Regions from separate parts of the Homo sapiens genome. Here region 1 is linked to region 2. The links are chromatin loops, found by intact Hi-C in ENCODE. Cell type or tissue: B cell. All regions are shown on one strand. Each heading gives the region's core, and the rest is flanking DNA. Links, peaks and the distances in the headings are about the cores only.

What was found. Peaks named below come from ENCODE experiments on the same cell type or tissue, not always from the same donor. Only the 100,000 strongest peaks of a DNase experiment are listed, where the experiment ranks them.
Region 1: it touches region 2 in a loop (3-fold over the local background); 1 of 110 quality-filtered maps calls a loop at or near these places.

The regions. Positions count from the first base shown.
Region 1 is chr10:15,138,126-15,146,103 of GRCh38, forward strand. It overlaps NMT2 (N-myristoyltransferase 2), which reads right to left. Exons shown (of 12, transcript NM_004808.3): 2 at 3,297-3,432. LOC107984210 (a long non-coding RNA gene) reads left to right here. Exons shown (of 2, transcript XR_007062067.1): 1 at 1-1,727; 2 at 2,414-3,004. Among named protein-coding and RNA genes, the nearest start is that of NMT2, 27 kb to the right of the region's middle. In B cell, for the core only: no CTCF peak of the experiment used is centred there; a DNase peak (open chromatin) is centred at 3,256; H3K4me3 peaks cover 1,158 bases; H3K27ac peaks cover 605 bases.
Region 2 is chr10:14,737,362-14,745,339 of GRCh38, forward strand. All of the region lies in intron 1 of FAM107B (family with sequence similarity 107 member B), which reads right to left. Among named protein-coding and RNA genes, the nearest start is that of FAM107B, 34 kb to the right of the region's middle. RefSeq lists enhancers at 451-972, 3,778-3,827, 5,250-5,299, 5,360-5,469. In B cell, for the core only: no CTCF peak of the experiment used is centred there; DNase peaks (open chromatin) are centred at 3,560 and 5,590; H3K4me3 peaks cover 1,879 bases; H3K27ac peaks cover 3,063 bases.

The DNA.
Region 1 (7,978 bases), core at 1,331-5,330, 400 kb after region 2:
TCAGTTTCCTGAGTAGCTGGGATTACAGGCTTGTGCCACCACGCCTGGCTAATTTTTGTATTTTTAGTAGAGACAGGGTTTCACCATGTCGGCCAGCCTGGTCTTGAACTCCTGACATCAAGTGATCTGCCCGCCTTGGCCTCCCAAAATGTGGTGATTACAGGCATGAACAACCACATACGGCTCTATTTAAATGCTTTCTGAAAGTAGATTCAAATAAACACAATTTCCAAATCCACAGGGACAAAGCAGTAAGGGAAACTCAGCTATGATCATTTCTCATGCCTGTCCATTCACCTTCCATAGTAGCACTACCTGGGAAGAATGAGTGTGCATCAGGCAAGGTGAGATGAATATCTACCCGACATTAACTTCCCACGATTCCACTCCTATATAAGAGGCAGGTATATTCTCTTTTTCTTCCACACATGCTTTCTGTGGCATACTAACCAGCAACTATACTCTTTACCCATTGTTTTCCAAATTTAATAGTACCTTGGAAAAAATGTCCAAGTTTTATAACACTAAGAAGTTTATAAGAATCCAAATATCATTTTTATTTTGGTTCTTGTATGTAGACCAGAATATTCTGCAATGCAGTCCACTGTAATTTACAGTGCTATCTAGAGTTGGCATAAGCTTAAAGGGAAAGAGCCCCAGATTTTAAAAATGCAGCAGAAAAAAGCCCATCTTAAGACAATACTGACTTCCTCCAAATTAAGAAAAGAAATTCCCTACTGTGATGGTTACTACTGAGTGTCAACTTGATTGGATTGAAGGATACAAAGTATTGGTCCTGGGTGTGTCTGTGAGGGTGTTGCCAAAGGAGATTAACGTTTGAGTCAGTGGGCTGGGAAATGCAGACCCACCCTTAATCTGGGTGGGCACAATCTAATCAGCTGCCAGTGCAGCTAGGATACAAGCAGGCAGAAAAATGTGAAAAGAGAGACTGGCCTAGCCTCCCAGCCTCCATCTTTCTCCCATACTGGATGCTTCCTGCCCTCGAACATCAGGCTCCAAGTTCTTCAGTTTTGGAACTCAGACTGGCTCTCCTTGCTCCTCAGACTGCAGATGGCCTATTGTGGGACCTTATGATCATGTGAATTAATACTTAATAAACTCCCCTCTATCTATCTATCTATCTATCTATCTATCTATCTATCTATCTATCCATCCATCCATCCCATTAGTTCTGTCCCTCTAGAGAACCCTGACCAATACACCTACCATATAATGCCAAGAGTTCGCCACTGCCTGGCTTGGCTCTAGTTTCTCATAAGTGACCAGAGAGAGGGGAAAGGCTCACAGTCACTAGAGGTGGAAGGGATGGGCAGAGACCAATGGTGATGCTGAAAGCAACAGGAGATGTCCACGCTGCAGGTCAGGGATGCCACGTTTATCTGATGAAGCGACATTTAGAAACGGGAAGAGTGTTTTGCAAGCTTATGGTGGTATCCTCTATGAGTTACCTTGGAAAGCTGTATCTAGTGGGTAGCATATTTATTACCCGAGAACCAAGTTGAAAAGCTAGGGAAGAAGATTCCATTTTCTTCTCACCCTGCAGTCAGTCAGGGAAAAATTGGGGCAAGTAATTTTCCTTCTCAGTGATTCCTGGTTCTTTTGTGTAAAACAGGTGACAACATCAAAACTACCTGCAAGTCTCACTTCATGGAACACAACAGAAACTCTGCATAAGAAAAAAGGAAATCCACAAAGCTTGTAGAATGGTAACAACTACTATATATATATATATATATATATATATATATATATATATATATATATGCACTGTTTTAGGATGTAAAAACTCTTCAATAAAAATGCTCCAACTGGAACCTCAAGATCGAACTGCGAGTTAGAGAGAAGAGAAGGAACTGGGCTGAAGGAAGTGCAGTACCCAGGCAAAGGCACACAACTAGTGAGCAAGGGGGCAGAGACCAAGCTCAAGGTCTCAGACATCACCCCTTGAGCTGTTTCCACAATACCACATGCTACTCACATTGATTGACTGATTGATTGATTGACATGGTCTCTGTCGCCAGGCTGCAGTGCAGTGGCGTGATCTTGGCTCACTGCAACCTCCACCTCCCAGGCTCAAGCTATCCTCCCACCTCAGCCTCCCAAGTAGCTAGGACTACAGGTGCATGCCACCGTGCCTAACTAACTTTTTGTATTTTTAGTAGAGACAGGGTTTTGCCATGTTGCCCAGGCTGGTCTTGAACTCCTGGGCTCAAGGGATCCGCCTGCCTTGGCCTCCCAAAGTGCTGGGACTACAGGCATGAGCCATCGTGCCCAGCCTATTCACAATAATTTATTTGTAGGTACGATCATCAAAATCATCTCTATTTTGTAATATTTCTAATTCTACCCCTTTTCTTTCTTTTCTTTCTTTTTCTTTTTTTATTTTTTTCAGCCAGGGTCTCTCACTGTTGTCCAGGATGAAGTGCAGTGGTGTGATCATAACTCACTGCAGCCTTGAACTCCTGGGCTCAATGGATCCTCCCACCTCGGCCTCCCAAAGTGCTGGGACTACAGGCGTGAGCCACCGTGCCTGGCTGGTTCTACCCTTTTCACTGTGAGTTTCTTGCATCAAGAGGGCTTTGTGTTTCCCAGAGGCCCAGCATACAGGGTGCCTGGGGGTTGGCTCCACAGACAGGGATGGCTGCCATCTGTGCCACCAGACACCCACGCAGTACAATCAACCCTCTTCTTGGCCACCATCTGCCAACACGGGGCCCAGCTGGACAACTTCTGGTTTGGTTTAAACTAGGAGAATGTCAGGAACTATTTCCCACCCTTGGCATTAGAATGAAGAACGACCGCTGCAAACTGGTTTAATTCAAAGTCAACGAGAGACTTACCCATGGCTGCTCCCGCTGAAATCTGCTGCCAGATGGTGTTGTGCTATTCAGGTAATTAGACAGACACCCAGAAAAATTACAATGTGAATATCTTCTGAACGAAAAGTAATCAAATATTAAAGTGTAATTTCAAAAAAACCTAACAAGCTCACACTGAGACTTTCTTCTAGAACGACAATCTAAATACAAATTCACTGAGAAAAGGGAAAAACACAGCAGGTATCCACACACACACAAAAGCACAGTGTACCCCTTCGTTATTTGGGTGCCAAAGTCCATTTTAAGGAGGCTGTCAAGAGCTTCCAGTTACTAGTGGCATTCAACACACAGTCACAACAAAGTCCCTACACATCTGATGCAGCAGCGCGCTAAACTGCGTAAACCCACTCATGCACGAGAAACCACACAGAGGAAAAAATAAAACAGAGCTCTCACTTTCGAAGGCTGCTGAATTTTAATCTCCTGGGAATCAGATGCCGAGTCTGACTTGGTGCCTCCGGAATTTGGTTTCTCCTTTTTTCTCTTCTGTTTCTTCTTTTTCTTTTTGGCTCCCAAATACCCTCCAGGACTTCTGCAGGAAATGCAAAGATGGTGAAACCAACCAACAAACAAAAATCATTAAATGAAATTGAATTGCATACAATTAATCATTTCAAAAAACACAGCTGTTACATGCAGTAGAAAATAACTGTGTTAGGATGTAGGTGAGGAATAAAAGGTAGTGGAGTGAAGACGGTAACAGGCAATGCAGAAGAATACCAGCCCCCGCTCAGTCATCCTGCAGGTGCTTAGAAGTCACGAAGCAGGAAGATTGCAGAGATAAACCACATTTTATAACTGAAGTAAAATAGTTTCCACGGTTATCACTACTCTCCTAATCTACGTTTAAGTCAGCTTTCGGGAGGAGAGATACATGATATGAAAAACTCCATTATCAAGATCTCTTGGGTACGACAGAACACTAATCTTGAAGCAACAGAACTAAACAAACCACTTTTTTGCAGAGGAGGAAATGTTCCCTGATAAAGATTTTTACTAGGGGGGCTAACAATGAAAAGCTTTAAGTGTCTAACTACAGAGAGAGACCCTGTCACAAACAATCACAAACAAAACACAAAGTGCTAGTTTTGTTACCTAGCATCTAGGTTATAAAGGAACTTTTCTTTCCACTGGTTATTCATGTTTTAAAGTAATGAACTTTTCCATTTAAAATGGATAATTCCTCTGTGACATCCAAATATGAAAGGCATGTGCAATAGTGAGAGAAACTGTTTAAGAACTAAGCACGCTGTTGGGCACAGTGGCTCATGCCTGTAATCCCAGCACTTTGGGAGGCTGAGGCAGGTGGATAGCTTGAGCCCAGGAGTTCAAGACCAGCCTGGGCAATAAGGGGAAACCCAGCCTCTACCAAAAGGAAAAAAAAAAATTAGCCAGGTACAGTGGCACGCACTTGTAGTCCCAGCTACTCAGGAGGCTGAGGTGGGAAGATAGCTTCAGCCTGGGAGACGGAGGTTGCAGTGAGCCAAGATTGTGCCACTGCACTCTGGCCTGGGCAACAGAGCTGGAGAAAAAGAAAAAAGAACTGAGCACTTGAGCTATAGATTCATATTTCCACTCCAATTCTAAAATAGAAAACAGTGCTTATTTTGGAAGATACATTAAGACTTTGTCAAATGGTACCCTAGTGGTTTAAAAATAGTAAGGTTTTGCCACCTCACAACAAGCAGTTTATTTTCATCAATAGAATCAAATTTGTGCTATCATGATGTTTATATTTAAAATCACCTGGTGGCCAAGGACACTCATCAATATCTGACTAGCAATTGGGATTAAACAAACATATCACAGCCAGGTACATGAGCTAGAAATATGCTGCAGATACGTTCAGTTTTGTATATTCTCTGGTTTGGGAGTAGGACTATTTTAGGCTTTCCTCTCCCGGTGTTCCTATTGCTGGCACCCTGTGAATTGGTGAATCCGTTGTACTGTTATAGTGTGATTTATGTATGCATTTGTATGTGCTACTTAAGAAGTCTATTCTTAATTGCGTCCCTAAGGTCTCCAATGCCTCACACCAGTACATACTAATACAAATGCTTGTGGAATGAATGAGTGGATAAGTCTGGCTCTAGAGGTGGTGCCATCACATATTCCCAGGCCATAAAATACTTCTGAAAGCTACCATTGTTTCAACCTCAATGGTAAAGCCTACTGCAACTTACTATCAAGTAATTATTGAACATTTACTATGTGTTCAGCATTATCTTGGGGCCACAGGCTGGGTGGGAGGGACCAAAATCATGGTGGACATGCCTGTGACTTCACAACCTAGGGGATTATCCCTCTCCCACTTCTACCATGTATTCTAACTGCTACTGGTTATGGCTTTCCAGAAACCACTAGGAGCCTGGGACCTCACAGCTTTTCTGTATAATACTTCCACTTTAAAATATCTCCAAATTTCCAAGAAGCTTGGTTACAGAGAGATACAGAATAAAAGGCAGTGACTGGGAAGGACGCTTTGAAGTAGATGCCTATCCAACTGGATGAAAATATATTTGTCCTGAGTGTCAGTTAGTAATTTGCTCAGCCAGGCATGGTGGCTCACGCCTATAATCCCAGCACTTTGGGGGTCCAAGGCGGGAAGATCGCTTGAGCCTAGAAGGATCTCTTGAGACCAGCCTGAGCAATATAGTGAGACCCTGTCCCCATAAAAAGTAAAAAATTAGCTGGGCATGGTGGTGTGCACCTGTGGTGCCAGCTACTTGGGAGGCTAAGGTGGGAGGATCACTTGAGCCTGGGAGGCTGCAGTGAGCCATGATCATGCCACTGCACTCCAGCCTGGGCAACAGAGTGAGACCCTGTCTCAAAAACAACTACAACAACAACACAACAACAATAATAATAGTCTCTAAAACAGATAAACTCATGGAAACTTGAGGGGATCTGGAGACATTTTAAAAAATTAAAATACCAGACTATTTCACCAAAAAATCCTTAAGTAAGTTTATATCACTTATTCTATAACTTACAATGCCTGTTCAATGAGGTTTCCAAAACTCCATTTTGGGAGTTAATTGATGCTACACATCAAAACTTTTTTTTCTTCCAAACGGTGTTGCTAAAATTTATATTCTTATTTTGGCATAATGGAGAAAGCGTCACCATTTTTGTTTACTCTAGTTCAGCAAGAGTTTTTCTTTTTCTCTCTTTCATCTCAACTTTAAATTGACAGGGAGCTACAGAAATGGGCACTAAGTTGGTCATCCCAGCCTCCAAACTCCCAGACATATCTGATAGCATTTATACAATGATGAGAGGCAGAGCTTCCCAGCCCTTCAGTGAGGAAGAGCTACTTTTCCATTTCCTGAGGCCATGAAGGAAACGAGACTTTGAGAATAAGAGCTGACCAGTGCACCGCTTGATACCCATGAGGATAATTATAATCAAAAAGAAAAAGCCAGGCCAGGTGCAGTGGCTCACGCCTGTAATCCCAGCACTTTGGGAGGCTGAGGCGGGTAGATCATGAGATCAGGAGATCGAGACCATCCTGACTAACATGGTGAAACTGCGTCTCTACTAAAAATACAAAAAATTTGCTGGGCGTGGTGGCGGGCGCCTGTAGTCCCAGCTACTCAGGAGGCTGAGGCAGGAGAATGGCGTGAACCCGGGAAGCGGAGCTTGCAGTGAGCCGAGATTGCACCACTGCACTCCAGCCTGGGCGACAGAGCGAGACTCCGTCTCAAAAAAAAAAAAGAAAGAGCCAGTGCTGGGGAGGATGGAGAGACGCTGGAACCCTCATACACTGTTGATGGGAATGTAAAATGGGGCAGCGGCTTTGAAAAACAGCTGACAGTTCCTCAAAACACTAAACACAGATTCCCTGTATACCCTAGCCATTACACTCGTAAGTACATAACCAAGAGAAATGAAAACTTATGTCCACACAGGAACTTGTTCACAAATACTCATAGCAGCATCATTCATAACAGCCCAAAACTGGAAACAACCCAAATGACCATCCTCTTATGAATGAAGACAGGAAATGTGGTCCATCTATAGGATGGATTATTCAGCAATAAAAAAAACAAAGAGTCGATAAAAACAGCAACATGAATGGATGCATCTTGAAAACGCTACACTAAGTGAAAGACACTAGTTGCCAAGGACCATGTATTGTATAATTCCATGTCTATAAAACGTCCTGACAAGCAAATCCACAGAAACAGAACTAGATTAGTGGTGGTCAGGGGCTGGGAAGATGGAGGGCTTGGGCATGATTAAGGGATGTGGGTTTATTTTGGGAGTGATGGAAATGTTCTAAAATTGATTGTACTGATGGGTGCACAACTCTGAATAAGCTAAAAGCTGCTGAATGGTATACTTTATTTATTTTTGGTTTTTAGTATTTGAGACAGAGTCTCACTTTGTCGCCCAGGCTGGAGTGCAGTGGTGCCATCTTAGCTCACTGCAACCTCTGCCTCCTGTGTTCAAGTGATTCTCCTGCCTCAGTCTCCCAAGTATCTGGGATTACAGGCACGTGCCACCACGTCCAGCTAATTTTTATATTTTTAGTAAAGACGGGGTTTCGCTACGTTGGCCAGGACAGTCTCAAACTCCTGACCTCAAGTGATCCACCCGCCTCAGCCTCCCAAAGTGCTGGGATTAGAGGTGTGAGCCACCAAGTCTGGCCTGAATGGTATGCTTTAAATGAGTGAATGGTATGGTATGTGAATTATATCAAATGAAACAGAAGTGTTGACAGGTGACACTCCTGTCCCTGGGGGTGACAGGATGATGTTATGGCCAGAGCAGATCAGGAGTCAGCTGTGGCTGCTTAGCCAGGGGTCTGCGTCCCACAGGACTCCAGGTACTCTGGAGGGAGACGCATGACAGAAAGAGATGCCCCCGTGCCTGGGTGGGAGAGGTGCTAAGCGGGCTTCCAGATACTGAAGGCAAATCCAGGCCCAAGAGAAGACTCTCCCTGGAAATCCAATGAAGAAAGACTAATTCAGACTCCCAGTACTCAAGGCTGATTACCAAGTCATGGAAATTCAGCCCTGCATATCATGTGGCCCTTTAAAAAGATTCCTCGGTCTTCAAGAACTCAAGTCCCA
Region 2 (7,978 bases), core at 1,596-5,595:
GAGCACTTCAGAACGTCGAGGTGGGCGGATTGCCTGAGCTCAGGAGTTGGGGACCAGCCTGGGCAACACAGTGAGACCCCGTCTCTACTAAAAATACAAAAAATGAGCCGGGCGTGGTGACAGGCACCTGTAACCCTGGCTACTTGGGAGGCTGAGGCAGAAGAATTGCTTGAACCTGGGAGAAGGAGGTTGCAGTGAGCTGGGATCATGCCACCACACTCCAGCCTGGGTGACAGAGAGAGACTCGGCCTCCAAAACAAACAAACAAACAAACAAACAAAAAAGCAAGCATTTTATTTTCACAGGGAAATGACCTAAGAAAAACTTACCTTCCCCAATCGAGAGGTTTCCCTGAAAACGTTTCCCAGGCTTCCCTGGCCCATGCAGTGCTGTGCGTGCACGCTTTCTCTCTCTCTCTCTCTCTCTCTCTCTCTCTCTCCTTCGTTGGCTAAACTTGTACCAGCCACAAGCACTGTGCCTCAGTTCATTTATTTTTTTTTCCATCTGCAAATGCAGTTCATCCCCCTGACTGGTGACGATGTTATACAATGTGCTGAAAATCTTGGAACAACATGTATTCATGGATAAAAACTCGGTCTCTAGGCGTTTCATTCCCCCGACACAGCAGCCGCTAATGCCACCACTCTAGAGTGTTTCCCATGTGCCAGCACTGTGAGGACCAATTTACACACACGGTCTCATTGGAATTTACTATATTTACACGTACAAATGTACAGCAGCCAGGGAGGAAGATTTCCCCATTCTGCAGCAAAGGAAGCTTAAATTCCAAAAAGCTAAGTGACTTGCCCAACATCCCAAAGGTAATAAATGACTGGATTGGAATCCAAATCCGCATGTGACACCAGGGTGCAGGTTATCTTAGTCTTAAATGAGATAAGATGAAGCTCTCAGAATAGCAAATCTGTTACGAGTGGGAGTTAGGGAAAAGATAAGGCGTAGTTCAGAGAAAACGAGGCACTATCTAGGTCACCACTGAGCTCACCCACTTATCTAGAGAATCAGTTATTGACTAGAAAGTGGTGTAACTGATAGTTGTCTTGAGTTGCAGGCCAGGCTTCCTCCTGACCACAGTCTAGGCCCTGAACCTCCTTAGGGCTCTTTAAATCTTAGCTCTAAAATGAGATGGTCTCTCAGGACCCTTTCAACTCCAAAAGATTCCCTTAGGATTCCCAGCAGTAACCTATTTCTGGGTATCCTGAAGCGTGTCACACGCCACCTAAAAAAGGAGGTTAGAGGAGTGAATGCAAAATGAGGTCAACAGCACCTGCGGGACTACCTGTAGGCCTCGGGAAGGTAAGGAATCCAGACATTACCCCTGACACATGGATTGGGCCCTGGCCTCAGGAAGGTAAGGAATTCGGACATTACCCCAACACATGGATCGGGCCCATTGGGTTAGTGTGCTAAGTTTCCATTGATTATATTGTAACACTAGTTGCCGTCTGTTCTGGACATTGTTGCTGTGTAACAAGCAACCCCCAAACCAGCAGTTTAAGGCAATGAATTTATTTTGCTCACAACTTTGTGGGTCAGGAATTTGGAAAGGACTCAGCTGGGCTGTCTGACTCTCATGCATGTGCATCAGCTGGGGTGACTTGGGTTGAAGGGGACCCTTTCACCATGGCTTCCTCCTCCACATACCTGGAGCCTTATGGTTTACACTTTTCCCAGCTTGGTGGTCTCAGGATATTCATACTTCTAACATGGCAAGTGGCTTCTAAAAGGTGAAGGTAAAAGCTGCCGGTCCTCTAAAGGGTAGGTCCAGAAGTAGAACAACGTTCATCATACACATCCCATTACGTAAAGTGATCACAGGGTGGCCCAGATTCAAAAGGAGGAGAAGCAGCCTCCATCGCTCCATGACGGGAGTGCTAATCTGCCACGGTGTCCCACCTTGGGATCTGACCAGGAAGGCCCCAGCCAACTGCTGGATTTGGAGAAATTGGAATGATCCAGAAATGGGAAATTGGACTGATACATAGAACTATACCCACTCAATGAGTAGGGCAGGCGCTGGGGACAGACTCCACAGTTGTAGGTGGAGGACAAGGTATTTTTACCTGCCAGGCATCCATGATCCATCCAGCTTTCTTCTGATAACAGCACGTTGGGGAAACTTACTGCCTCAGCTCTCCATCCATGGGATTTGGGTAGAGGACCAATTTTACTCCTGGAATGTGTGACTTGGGCCTGACCAATTATCATCAGTGCCTGGCATATAGTAAGTGTTCATGATGAATGAATGAATGAATGAATGAGCGAATAAAGGGAAAATATTTCATTTCCCAGACCACAAGAATTGTTTTAGGGATAGATACATAATTCAAGTTCTACAACTTGTGCTAGAAAGAGGTATTCTCTTTATGCTGAACTTGGAGTTGTGGGCATGTATTCCTAAAGCCAATGAGAGACACCGTGAAGTGAATCCCTGCAGGAGACTGGAGCTGGCCCAGGGGAAAGAAAAGCCGAGACACAGAAGGAGCAAGACAGAGTCCTGATGGCACTGTTTGACATCCAACTATCTCTAGTTGGTCTATCCCCTGGATTGTTTGCTTGAATGGCTGAAATTTATGCACTGACAACATCAAATTGCGGAGAAGATATAGAGCAACAGGAATGCTCATTCACTGCCTGTGGGAATGCAAAATGATACAGCTACTTTGAAAGACAGTGTGGCAATTTCTTACAAAGCTAAACATAGGCTTACCATATGATCCAGAAATCATGGTCCTTGACATTTACCCAAATGAATTCACACAAAAACCTACACGTGAATGTTTATAGAAGCGATATTCATATTCGCCAAAACTTGGAACCAACCAAGATGTCCTTCAATAGGTGAATGAATAAACACACATGTGGAACATCCAGACAATGGCCCATTATTCAGGTATAAATAGAAATGAGCTATCAAGGCACAAAAAGACATGGAGGAACACTAAATGCATATTGCTAAGTGAAAAGCCAGTCTGAAAAGGATACATACTGTATGATTCCAACTTTATGACATGTTGGAAAACGCAAAACTATACAGACAATAAAATGATCAGTGGTGGCCATTGGGGTACGGGGGAAGGAGACATAGGTGGAGAACAGAGATTTTAGGGCAGTGAAACTATCCTATATGATACTGTCATGGTGGAAAAGTGACTTTCTGAATTTTTTAAAACCCATATAACTATACAACACAAAGAGCTAACCCTAATGCGTATATGGGCTTTAGTTAATAATAATGAACTAATATTGTTTCCTCAATTGTAATCAATGTACCACATCAATGCAAGATGTTAAAAATAGGGAAAACTGTGTGCACAGGGAGGGGACAGTAAGAGGGGATTATGGAGGCACTCTGTACCTTCCTTCAATTTTCCTATAAACCCAAAACTGCTCTAAAAAACAAAGTCTATTTTTAAAATGAGCTAGACAGAGTCCTGATGATATCATTTGTTATGCAGCTGTGCCTAAAAATAGTCTAGCCCCTGGACTATTCAGCTGCAAGTCAATACATCCTCTTTTTAGCTTAAGCAAGTGTGGGTTCATTTTCTGTCACTTGTGATCAAAAATGTTCTGTTAAGTGTTAAAAGTAAATCCAGTTTGGCGGCCAGGAAACGATGTGTGAAAACTACAACAGGACCTGATTGGGCCCTGAGAACAGTCAACAGGTGACATTAGGATTTTCCAACAAGCAGACAGCACTGGGATGGGGCTCCCCATGGCTTTGGGAGTCAGAGGAGTGGCTGGCAAGATGACAGCCAGAATCAGGGTACCAGGTGAGGGTTTGGGGGCAGGAACCTGGGCTACAGAAAGAGGAATGAAAAGAGCGAGGCAGGAGCTGAGATATTGAGCAGATTGTCAAGACAATCTGCTCAGGAAACAGGTAAAACCAGAAAGGAGTAAGGCTTGGAGTGTCAGACTAGTGAGGCCTAAAGCCAGGCACCTGGAAGAAGAGGGAGAGTTAGCCCATAAGGGGCTTGTTTGCCCCACCTGAGAGCAAGAAGAGAGGAGGGCAAGAGAGGAGCCCCGTGTTTTAGGCCAGAGAGAGAGCATCCACTAAGGTCACCGCACCAGCCTACGAAGAAGTCTTTGAGGGAAAGCAGCACTGAGTGGAGAAAAGTGTGAATCCCTGCATCTCCAGGAGGGATGGAGGATACCCTCTGCCCAGCCAAACACTGACCCCAGATCTGAGCCCCAAGGGGAGTCTGTTTTAAATACCTTTCTTGAAAACCCACCAATTCCTTCAAATCCAGTCACCAGCACTGTTATTTTTTTCTTATGTTACATGTGACAAAATGGTGTTATTCTTCCTCTCCTCGACTTTCCATGCATAACTCCCTTTTTTTTTTTTTTTTTTTTTTTGAGATGGAGTCTCGCTCTGTCGCCCAGGCTGGAGTGCAGTGGTGCAATCTCGGCTCACTGCAAGCTCCGCCTCCTGGGTTCACGCCATTCTCCTGCCTCAGCCTCCACAGGCACCCGCCCCCACACCAGGCTAATTTTTTTGTATTTTTAGTAGAGACGGGGTTTCTACTAAACCCCATGTTAGCCAGGATGGTCTCGATCTCCTGACCTCGTGATCCACCCACCTCGGTCTCCCAAAGTGCTGGGATTACAGGCATGAGCCACCGCGTGCGGCCAACTCCCTAACTTTCTGAATAAATTTTGCCCATGAATTAACAAGTGCTACAGAATTAGCTGCAGGTAATATTTCCACAGGTGTTTGGGGATTTTTGTTTGTTTTTTGTTTTGTTTTGAGAAAGGGTCTTGCTCTCTGGCCCAGACTGGAGTGCAGTGGCAAAATCATGACCCAACTCACTGTAGCCTCAACCTCCTGGGCTCAAGCAGTCCTCCCACCTTGGCCTCCTGAGTAGTTGGGACTACAGGTGCATGCCACCACACCCAGCTCATTTTTTTTTTTTTTGTAAAGGCAAGGGTCTCACTATGTTGCCCAGGCTGGTGTCGAACTTCTGGTCTCAATCAGTCCTCCCACCTCTGCCTCCCAAAGTGCTGGGATTACAGGTGTGAGCCACCACACCTGGCTCAGTGTATGTTTTGATGTCAGATGATGCTAACAAAGTACATTATTAATGCTGCTTGCAGTGGGCTTACTGAGATCAGCAATCACTGTCTGTTTGTTCACTGATGAACTGAAAGCAGTGTCTGGGGTAGGGTAGCTACTCACTAAATATTCGTGAAATGCCTGCTGGATGAGTTATTTCTCTTTTCCTCCTTGGCTGAGATGAAGGGAGAGAAAGACAAGAGTGACAGTGGATTGCATGCATTCAAAGACCAGTATCTGCCTGGCAAGAAGATGCTGGAGAGGTAGTAATGGCCATATTTCATATTTTAGCAATTCCACTGTGGATTCAATATCTCCCCTTAGCTCCTGCCCTATCTTGTTTCTTCTTTTTCATAATCAAGCTTCCTGAAGAATATTCTGCACTTCTTATCTCCACTATTTGACTTTCCTTCTCTCCTTTACTTACTGTAATCTTCCTGGCCACCACTCCACTGCGACAACTCTCACAAAGGTCACCAATGACGTCTTTCCACCAAGATCAAATGCACACATTTTAATCTCTGTGTTTCTTGGTCTTCCTACTTCCTCTTTGAGTTCTCTCTTCTGTATGCTTTCAGTCTTCTGGCTTTCTTCCCACCTCTGTTAATTTGACCCTTCTCAGTTCCTTCACTGGCATTAGATGGTCTCTCATTGTGGTTTTGATTTACATTTCTCTAATGATCAATGATGTTGAGCTTTTTTTCATATGTTTGTTGGCTGCATGTATGTCTTCTTTTGAGACGTGTCTGTTCATGTCCTTTGCCCACATTTTAATGGTTTTTTTCTTGTAAATTTAAGTTCCTTGTAGATTCTGGATATTATAGCTTTGTCAGATGGATAGATTGCAAATTTTTTCTCCCATTCTGCAAGTTGTCTGTTTGCTCTGATGATAGTTTCTTTTGCTGTGCAAAAGCTCTTTAATTAGATCCCATTTGTTAATTTTCACCTTCGTTGCAATGGCTTTTGATGTTTTCATCATGAAATCTTTGCCCGTGCCTATGTCCTAAATGGTATTGCATAGATTTTCTTCTAGGGTTTTCATAGTTGTGGGTTTTACATTTAAGTCTTTAATCTATCTTGAGTTAATGTTTGTATAAGATATAAGGAAGGGGATCCAGTTTCAATTTTCTGCATATGGCTAGCCAGTTCTCCCAGCACCATTTATTAAATAGGAAATCATTTCCCCATTGCTTGTTTTTGTCAGGTTTGTTGAAGATCAGATGGTTGTAGATGTGTGGACTTATTTCTGAGATCTCTATTCTGTTCCATTGGTCTATGTGTCTGTTTTTGTACCAGTACCATGATGTTTTGGTTACTGTAGCCTTGTAGTATAGTTTGAAGTCAGGTAGCATGATGCCTCCAGCTTTGTTCTTTTCACTTAGATTGTCTTGGCTATATGGGCTCTTTTTTGGTTCCATATGAATTTTAAAGTATTTTTTTCTAATTCTGTGAAGAATGTCAATGGTAGTTTAATGAGAATAGCACTGAATCTATAAATTACTTTGGGCAGTATGGTCATTTTCACAATATTGATTCTTCCTATCCATGAATATGGAATGTTTTTCCATTTGTTTGTGTTCTCTCTGATTTCTTTGGGCAGTGGTTTGTAGTTCTCCTTGAAGAGGTCCTTCCCTTGTTAGCTGTAGTCCTAGGTATTTTATTCTTTTTGCAGCAATTGTGAATGGGAGTTCATTCATGATTTGGCTCTCTGCTTGTCTATTGTTGGTGCATAGGAATGCTTGTGATTTTTGCACATTGATTTTGTATCCTGAGACTTTGATGAAGTTGCTTATCAGCTTAAGGGGCATTTGGGTGGAGACAATGGGGTTTTTTAGATATAGGATCATGTCATCTGCAAACAGAGACAGTTTGACTTCCTCTCTTCCTATTTGAATACCTTTATTTCTTTCTCTTGCCTGATTGCCCTGACCAGAACTTCCAATACTATGTTGAATAGGAATGGTGAGAGAGGACATCCTTGTCTTGGGCCAGTTTTCAAGTGGAATGCTTCCAGCTTTTGCCCATTCAGTATAACATTGGCTGTGGGTGTCATAAATGGCTCTTAGTGTTTTGAGGTATGTCCCATCAATACCTAGTTTATTGAGAGTTTTTAACATGAAGAGATGTTGACTTTTTTTGAAGGCCTTTTCTGTGTCTATTGTGATAATCATGTGGTTTTTGTCTTTAGTTCTGTTTTTGTGATGAATTACATTTATTGATTTGTGTATGTTGAACCAGCCTTGCATCCCAGGGATGAAGCCAACTTGATCATGGTGGTCAAGCTTTTTGATCTGCTGCTGGATTTGGTTTGCCAGTATTTTATTGAGAAGTTTTACATTGATGTTCACCAGGGATATTGGCCTGAAGTTTTCAATTGTTTGGAATTGTTTCAGGAGAAATGGTACAGCTCCTCTTTGTACCTCTGGTAGAATTCAGCTGTAAAACTGTCTGGTCCTGGGTAGTTCTTTGTTTGTTTTTTGTTTTTGTTTGTTTGTTTTTATTTTTGTTTTTGGTTGGTAGGCTATTTATTATTGCCTCAATTTCAGAACTTGTTATTGGTCTATTCAGGGATTTGCCTTCTTCCTGGTTCAGTCTTGGGAGGATATATGTGTCCAGGAATTTATCAATTTCTTCTAGATTTTCCAGTTCATTCGCATAGAGGTGTTTATAGGATTCTCTGATGGTTGTTTGCATTTCTGTGGGGTCAGTGGTGATATCCCCTTTATCATTTTTTATTGTCTATTTGGTTCTTCTCTCTTTTCTTCTTTGTTAGTCTAGTTAGTGGTCTATTTCATTATTTTTTTTCAAAAAACCAACTCCTGGATTTGCTAATTTTTTGAAGGGTTTTTCATGTCTCTATCTCCTTCAGTTCCTCTCTGGTCTTGGTTATTTCTTGTCTTTTGC